2 separate regions of the Mus musculus genome follow, and region 2 is linked to region 1. The links are chromatin loops, found by intact Hi-C in ENCODE. Cell type or tissue: left cerebral cortex. All regions are shown on one strand. Links, peaks and the distances in the headings refer to the core of each region. The heading gives the core; the rest is flanking DNA.

Evidence for each region. Hi-C counts contacts between places; a loop is a spot of excess contacts. Peaks named below come from ENCODE experiments on the same cell type or tissue, not always from the same donor. Only the 100,000 strongest peaks of a DNase experiment are listed, where the experiment ranks them.
Region 2: a loop joins it to region 1, with 3 times the contacts of the local background. A loop is called at or near these places in 2 of 42 quality-filtered maps.

The regions. Positions count from the first base shown.
Region 1 is chr7:87,659,912-87,664,441 of GRCm38, reverse strand. The region is part of intron 3 of Grm5 (glutamate receptor, metabotropic 5); the gene reads right to left. Among named protein-coding and RNA genes, the nearest start is that of Grm5, 78 kb to the right of the region's middle. In left cerebral cortex, for the core only: no CTCF peak of the experiment used is centred there; a DNase peak (open chromatin) is centred at 2,448; H3K27ac peaks cover 297 bases.
Region 2 is chr7:87,584,132-87,588,661 of GRCm38, reverse strand. Grm5 (glutamate receptor, metabotropic 5) reads right to left here and starts at 4,494. Exons shown (of 11, transcript NM_001143834.1): 1 at 4,122-4,494. In left cerebral cortex, for the core only: a CTCF peak has its summit at 2,264 (motif pointing left); DNase peaks (open chromatin) are centred at 1,331, 2,223 and 3,183; H3K4me3 peaks cover 4,000 bases; H3K27ac peaks cover 2,977 bases.

The DNA of each region.
Region 1 (4,530 bases), core at 324-4,323:
TAGACAATATTATCCTAAAATGTATTCAAGTAAAAGGTGAAATGATCAGAACATAAAATAAGTTTGAAAAACAGCATAAAATCATGTTTTTTGGTTTCAGACTTGCTCACTCTTGTCACTGCAATAAATGATGTTTACTTCTGGCAGGTGTTCAGACATGTACACCAGTGGACCAGAGCCAAGAATCAGAGGGAATTTCTCACATTCTCTTGATTTTTGGCAAATATGCTAAAGCAGTTTAGCGGAAGTAACATTCCTTTCAACAAATGATGCCAGAGAATGTGAGTATCAAAGGGAGGAGTTTGAAAACAACAGCAAACAAAAAGCAAAGCAAAACAAACAAACAAGCAAGCAAACAACAACAACGAAAGACACACACAAACAGTGGCTTTACACAGAAAATGTAAGATTGATGATATTTCCGTTTAAAACATGCAACTATATATAATTACAAAACAAATTCAAAAGCATTGTAGGGACATCAAGAGTGAAATACATAGAGGAGAAAATTGGTGAGCTTAGCTTTATTAAAAAATTAACAATTGCCCTGCTCAAGACCTTATTGAGAGGATTATAATAAATAAACAAACAAAATCAAGCTACAAGTTAGGAAATATTTTCACCTACACATTCAGCAAACTATTAGTTCTAGAATATATTAAAATTCTGAAAAGTAAATAGTTGACAAATTCCAGTTGTCCAACTCCAAATTTGCCTTTAATTTCTATAATAAGCAACATGGCCAAAAGGCAAGCAAGATAGTACTCACTCAGAGCAGGAACCTGGTTACCGGAACTGAGTAGAGACTTTGAAGAAATGTGGATTTCTGACTTACTTTCCATGGCTTGTTCTATTTGCATTCATATACAACCCATGAACTCTTGCCCAGGAGTGGCACTACCCACAACGGTATGAACACCCCAACCACATCAATCCTTAGAATAAAATGCCTCCACAGACTTTGCCTAGGCAATCTGATAGAAGCAGTTTTTCAGTTAAGGTTCTTTCTTCAAAGATGACATTAGCTTGTATCAAATTGATAGAACAAAGCAACACCTTGCAAATATACAACCGCTGGTTTTAGTATGAGCAAAGTTCTGATGAGAAATTTAAGCAATGGCAATATAATGATACCAAAATTAAACACATACACACATACATGAGAGAGAGAGAGAGAGAGAGAGAGAGAGAGAGAGAGAGAGAGAGAGAGAGAGAGAACTTCAAAAGTGTTACCCATCAGGGAATGCACATTAAAACCACAATAAGATATCACTTCTCTTAAGAAAAGGACTAAGATAAAAACAGGACGTTTCTAAACATTCATAAAGTCAGACAATACTGCTAGGAAGTAAAAAAGCCTAGTGTCTCTGGAAAGCAATTTGACTAGTTTCTCTGAAAACCAAATGCCAAAGTAAGTTTTCTGATATCATACAACCCGGGAGCTGTATTTCTCATATTGATTCTGAAGAGCCAAGAGCAGACAAACCCTGCTTGACTGTTTATGTCAGCTTTAATTATTATAGTCAGAAACTGAAATCAGGTGAGATTTATTCCAACAGTATGAGTTTAATGGGTGGTAAACCCATGGCCACTAATAAAAAGCAGTGAGTGGATGCTAACAACTAAGAAACATCCACAAATTTCCAGAGAGCTATGGTATGTGAAAGGGCAAATATTCCCCAAATTATATCCTGTATGGTTCCTTTTACATACTATTCTTAAGATGACAAAATTACAGAAATGAAGAACATGCTGGATATACAGTAGGGAAATGAATGTTGCTATTAAAAGTAAGGACTTGAACCCGCTTTGTGGTAACTGGAGTGTTTCTCAGCTGTGCTGCTGCCAAGCTTCTGCTCCCTTTGCATAAACTGTTGAATATTACTGGTAAACTGGTAATCATGTGTGAGCTCTCCATGTACAATTTTCCTAATATAAATTTTTATTACCAAAAAACTGTCTAGAATGCTCTATTTGACATCATCCAAAGGTTTTAACACCAAGTTATTAACAGTAAAATTAAGAAAAATAACATATTTTGACCAATTGTCATAGGAAAGGAACAGAACATTCTGAATCCTTTTTGTTCTTAATATTATCATTTCATAATATACTCACATGAAAACAAAAGCAGCTGTACTCCTAGGCACTGTGGCTTTTCCTTTCCCTCTGGATTGTTCTTTAAGTAGGGTAATAACACTCCTTATTGGCATGTGGCACAAAGTGAGTGCTTAAAGCTTACAAATTCCTCTAAACATCTTGGTTTAAATTAATTTCTCTTTCAAATTGAAACGTTTTTGGCTTATACCTTTCCTAACTGTATCCATGTTAAGAAAAACGTAGTTTGAAACCTAAGTAGCAGCTGAGAATTTCAAGCCAATATATTTTTAAACAAAGTCATGCAAGCTGAAAGATTTTATCAAAGTGAGTAGGCTGTTTGCATCAGAGAAAGAGCTGCTGGATATATTTAGCAAACCGGATGTTCATTGAGCTTGCTATTCAAGAACATTAGGTAAAGTACACAGAAAAATCCTATTTTGGGTTCCTGCTTCCTAAAAAAATATTCAGAGATGAGAGGCTACTAACATTGATAATTGTTGCTTCTGATTCCTATTGAATCACATACATATTTTGTAATGGATAGTCTTGATAACATGTCACTGAAGTTTATTAGTTGCTTTATTCATGCAAACGTCCCACCTGCAGCAACGGTAGCATTAATTTGTATGTATTTCATATCAGTAAAATGTAGCAAAACAATGGAATTGATTACTTAATATATTTACTCATTGCACATTTTAGGATCACCTAAGTTTTCACAGACTTCTTTCTCTTAAGAGAAATGGAGTAATATCACTCTTTCCTGAACAGTCCAAAGGCTTCACTGCACTCCCAAAGATGCCAGGATGCTGCACTGATCCTCTACATTTTATACCTCCTGACTTCTAACCACCTCCTACTGCTATGCTTTGTCAACTCATTGAAAGTCTTTCTAAGTAAACCTTGGCTAGGGGTTAATATTTAGTATTTGATTTAATACACTATACACTACCATATTTTAGGGTTTGTGTACTTTAAATCTTCAACTTTGTCAGAAGAATATAAAATTAAAAGTTTTCTGATTTTTGTTCACTGCTCCATCCTTGACACTTTTCTGAAGACCAGGCCCCAAGTCTAACACATACACACACACATGCACGCACACTAATACATATGCATGCATGTGTACTACTTGGGCTGACAGTAATCTCTGCAAGAACTATAACCCCCATGAGAACTATAATAAAAGAAATACTCCAGTATCAGTCACAAGAATCCTTCTTTTAAGATGGTAGCAAGAGTAGGGCAAATAAGTTCCAAACAATATAGGCTATTACTGTTGCTATTTGTTGCCTCTAAGAGGTTGAAGATAACCCTTTATTTCTATAGACACCACACACTTAAAACAGTGGACTCGATTATTTGAATTGGATCTAACCTGAAATCCTCTTTCTCCTACTCAACTTCCGTGACACCAGAAAATACCTTTCTGACAAGCAAGGGAAGCAAATAAGTATATCCAGCTACAACACCTATGAAGAACAAGATATTCGAGGTATCCATAAAGGTATAATAAGTGGTACTCATTTGTTGGTTTACACAACAGCTATATAATTGGATTTTAGGTGCACTTGACAGTAGGGCAATCATGCCAAACTTCCCAAGGGTCGTGGGGTCATGGATTTAGATAAGAATTTAGTATTAAATTTGTTTGTTAAACCAACATGATCTTTGCACCTTAGGCAAAAGGAGTGTTTTGTAGCTATATTTATTGGGGTTAGGATCCACAAATCTATGTTTTGAATGTCTTTGGCTTTTTATAATGGTATTGTCTATTGCAAAGAAAAGTTTCCTTGAAAATGGGTGAGAGCTACAATTATCTGTGGTATAAGTGCAAATACTTAAGGCAGAGTTAGGAATTATGCTGGTATAGTAACATGATAATAGTAGATTCTTATTTAAGGTACATAACCTTACTAGCTCTGAAATGTTAGATATTTTTCTGGTACCAGACATGCTTTTCCTCTTATTGAGTGTGTCTTACATCCAAGTTGAGTGCTTTTAGATACTGTCAGTGTATCTATGCCACTACTGCAACATTGAAATTATATGCCATGCTGGTCAATGTCATGGTTCATTGGCAACATAGCAGAGTAAGAATATTGTTTGCTCCAATAGTTTTACTTACAGAAGAAGAAGGAGAAGGAAGAGGAGGTGGTGGTAGAGGAGGAGGAGGAAGAGGAGGAGGAGGAAGAGGAGGAGGCAGAAGATCATTTGCTTCCCTCTTCTCTTCTGGAATTCCCATGGTACCTTCTGGAACCACAAAAACTATTTCTAAGGAAGGCAGCATTAAGGTCTGTCTCACCTCAGGGTCCTCTGAGTGCTGTGTCTGAAATGCATGCTTTCTTCAGAAATTGGGTCTTGCCTTCCACCTTTGAAGTGGCTAACCAAGGCCATCAGCAATAATGTGTAACTTTGGGGGATTCTGTA
Region 2 (4,530 bases), core at 118-4,117, 76 kb after region 1:
TTCAGAAAAAAGAAAGAAAATGGTGTCTCCTTACCCAAGTATTCTCAAATCATAGATATTCTTTACGTGGATAAATATCTATTACTGAATTTTTCAGTGTTCCCTGGATATCAGTCTGAATGGCTATGATGTGTACAATGGTAAAGGTCTGTGTATACATTTGATAACAGGTTAAGATTTAAGCAAGTACATGGGGTGTTCAAATATCATTCTTATCCAAATAACCTCAGAGTGCCTATAATAAATAGACATTAAATTTTCATTTTCTTTTTTCTTTTTTGTTCTTTGGATTTCCTCTGTCCTTTTTGGGCATAAAACCCACAGGTAAAACACTGCTATGGAACATCATGGAGCTCTAGAAGATGCAGTTGAAATACATGAATTTTACATTTAATCATAAAGTGTAAAGGACGAGGAAAAGTCTTTTATCTAAGTGGTGGTTTGTTGCTCAGTAAGTGTCCAGTGAAGCCTAGGGAATAGTATGAGTACCTGTCCAAGGTGCTGAAGAAGTTTCCAGGAGAAGGATGCAGACTTGGTAGAATGCAAGTCATTAACCTAGTGAGTTTGGCAAGCAAAGTTTTCTATTTCTAAACCAACAATCCTTCAAAATGGAAAGTTCCACAAATGACAAAAAGATTACTAACTGACAATTTAATATGTATTACACAGAATTAACAGAGAAATTAATGGAGGAAATTCCCTCCACTCCATAAGAGAAGAGCACAAAGCACTCACAACAAGAAAAAAATAGCACACCTATATCCTCTGAAACTCATAATAAGGTGTCAAATAACTCAGAATAAATCTTTGCTGGATGAAGGGGTGCCCTTAGTGCTAAGCATTCTCACTAGACTGTTGTTATAGGCACCAATTTGCTACCAGAACTAGAAATACAGGAGATCACTAGTTCACTTCTTAAGCAATTTAAACAATAAAATATAAAGTTGGATATTGAAAGGAAGAAAGAAAGGTGAGTCCACCTTTCCATTTGTGAATACCAATTTCTTATGAAGAAATAAATTGATGCATAGCACTACCTACTTGTTTGGATACCCAAGCTAATTCAGGTGAAACAGTTCCAGGATTCTGACTAAATAAAAACAAGAATCTGTTATCACTTTCTCAAAGTCACTTTTCCCACACCATGCACTCTAAAGAGAAATACGAACAGCCATACATCCTACAACTAGGTGGGTAATCACCCAGGTCAACCATTACTTCCTGCTGAAATGTCCCAAAATAGATTAGGCTACTGTAAACATCAACTAGAGTTTGCTTGGTAGAACTTTCCTGGTTCCTTGTCTCCAAGTCCCTGTAGCCTGGGATCCCTCTTCTGCGCTCTGATCTGCTGCCCCTGGGTAGCTTTGTGTCTGGAAGGAAGGGAAAGCTATATCCAAGGAAAAAGAAAGCGCACGAAGTTGCGCTAGGGGTTGGGGGCGTTCAAAGGACATTGAGATAGAAACAATAAATCCCAAGCTGTGCTTTCAGCACCAAACGCTGTACCCCCACCCCACCCCGCCCCAGGCAGAGGAGAAACCAATCTATTACCCAGAAGTGATTCTCCTTCCTTCCCTTCTCTACCTTTGCTTTCTCAGTTTTGAGTTCTCCAAAGGACTGGGTAAGCCAGTCTGCATTCTAAACCATGTTCTCCTTTCCTCAGAGCTCAGACACGGGGATCCAAAGGCGTGCATAATCCCTATCTTAGACCTTGCATACCTCCCCCTGCTTTACCCTCTTGCTCGCGCCTTTTCCACCAACAGGTTTAATTAATAATGGTCTTCTGTAAAAGAAGCAGATGTGAACCTCTTCTGCTCTGGCCACCCCGGATTCATCTAAGTCCCCTCCTCCAAACCACACTGTGAGCTTATCAGCATGCTTAAAGCTTCTAAATCCTTGACAGGTCTGGGGATAGATACCTGGGCACACAGACATAGCAAGCTTACCCCCTGTTGGCCACGCAGCAGGCAGTGAGATGCTGTTTAGCTAGCCCCCCGGAGTAAAGTTGGGCAGCAGAAATCAATGGGGTTGAGCCAGCTTTTCCTTTCTTGGGCTTTTCCCCAACCCCAAGATGATCCCAAGCTCATCCCCTGTGCTCGGAGTGCTCAGAACAGCGGAGCTGAGGGCGGCATGTACAGCAATCTTCCCCTCTATGGAGACAGGGGGAAGGGGAGAAGGGGAGAGAGCGGAGGAGGGAGGGGTGGTAGTTAGTATTTATAGAGAAGAGACTTCTCTGCGCAACTTTTTGGTGCCACCAAGTGGCACAGTGAGTTCCTTTAGGAACACAGACTCCTGGGCAGATCAGGATGGGTACACTAGTTTCATGGCCAGACATTCAGGATGGGGGGAGCTGAAGACACCCAGGGAGATGAGTTTATGAATGCATACCATCTCAGCATCTGCAATGCAAATCTCCAAATTCTATAAATGAATATGCATTGACAGAAAAGGGCTAGAGATGACTTCTCCAGTCAAGTAGAAGAGGAATCAACATGGTATGTGCCAGCTGCCTGCTGCCCACTGGGCTATAGACATGCATGCTCTAAGAGAAATATCGCTTTTCTCTTCCCTCCCTAAGCCTTCTACTCATATTACAGAACATTCCTGTCTCATTCCAAAATCCTCATTTGCCACACAGTGACAAACCTTGAAACTAGGATGTGATTTTCTTTACCATAATCAAGCCCAGGTAACTTCTCAAAGCTTAAGTTAAATAAAAGCAAACAAACAAACCCCAAAACTTCACAACCTATCACCAAAATATGTTTTTCAAATGCTACTTCGCTAGACAATAAAATAAACAAACAAGCAAATAAGCAAAATGTAACTTTAAGTTTTGTGCATTTGAAATTTTCCAAACAACTGTCAAAACTCCATAATCTTTGCATGGGCCTGAATGTTTGGCTGGACTCAACCTTTCCCATAGACCTTTCATAGAACCAGCATGCATTATCCAATGGCACTGTGAACGTTACAGCTGTTAAAATACTTGGAGAGAGAACATCTTTACAATCTATTTGCCTGTATTTCCGGATATCTCCCTTCCCTCTTTCCCTGTACAATTCTTCAAGCTTATACAAACACACACTATTTTGTGAGACTTCAGTGTCCTAAAATGCAGTATGCTTTCCACTTTCCTGATGGAGAGAATAAGTGTACAATGCTTGGTAGTCTTGTTCAAGGTCACATATTTTCCTAGACAATGGCCTAAGGGCTTCTCAGGGTGTGACTGAATGAACATTGGTACCAAATCTGACAGACCCAACTCTCCTTGCTATACTACCACACATAGCTCATGGAGTCTGTTCAACTCCCCTCTCTTTCCTCTTGATCTCCATGTTCTTCATTATCATCCTTTATGAAAGTTCTGTCAGAAAATTTAAGGTTAAAAAAAATCTTCCTTTCACTGCTAGAAATATATAATCTTAGCTTTAAGGGTCCAGACGTGCTGATACATCTCATAAATGGGTTAATGATTCCAGAGAATCTCTTGGTCCTGGTGTTATAGTCATTCAAATGTCATTTTAGAATTGTAATACAGTATTTAAAACCATCCATAATCTTCTTCCCTGTCTCATTTTTGGGGTGCAGCATCAGCAAGTGTGCTTACTACAGCCCAAACATCTAATATCCTCAGAGATCTAAAATTCTCCTCCCTCGCTAAGTGCATGCTTTATCATTGCACATGTACCAGCATGAGACAGAAGGGGGGGGGGCTTTATTGGTTTTATTTATTTTTTTCTGCCACTGATTATTTTAGCTATTTTCTGTGGAAACAACCCCACTGAAATCCTTCAGTTAGGTGAATGAAAACAAAAAGATATTCAAAAACCTCCCATTTAGCCATACCACATTAGCCCAGGCTCCTGACTCTAAATTCATGTCTAATTTATAGAGCACATGTCCTTGCGGGGTGACTTTCTTAAACTTGCAGGACCTTCTAGTATCCCTGGCTTCACCTGTCGTCCACCTGCCCACCACCTGCCCTTCTGGGTCCCTTTAGTCCAAGCACCCGCCCCTTGCTCGCTCACTCTCCATCCCTGCACTGGGGGAGGGGCTCCGGCGGCATCCTACATCCCTGGTAACTCCACAGCTGAGAGAAAGAAAAACAGCGCTATGCTTACCAGGTGCGCTCCCTGAGCCTTGCTCCTCTGGACAGCCGCTCCTTTCAAGCTCCCTGCGCTTTCGTAGCGGCCTTGGCTGCTGCAGAAGCGCTAGTGGCTGCGATCTAAGCTGTAGTGGCAGCCAGCAGAACGGCTGCGGGCCCGCGGTGGTGGCGCTCGCTCTCTCGCGCCAGCGCCTGGAGCACGTGCTGCGCCCGGGCAGACGCAGCTGGAAGCGCAACGCTGGGTTGGCTCCTACTCTTGCAGAGTGCAATTGGGGGCGGCTGGCTAGCCTTGGATCAGTGAGTGAACACTGCTCCTAGAGCCTCTTGGTCTCAGGGTTCAGGCCAGGGCAGTCTTGGACTTCCTCACTACCTCATTCCCACCCAGAGATGGAGAAGCAGGAGCTGTGCTGGGAGGCGTGGGTGGC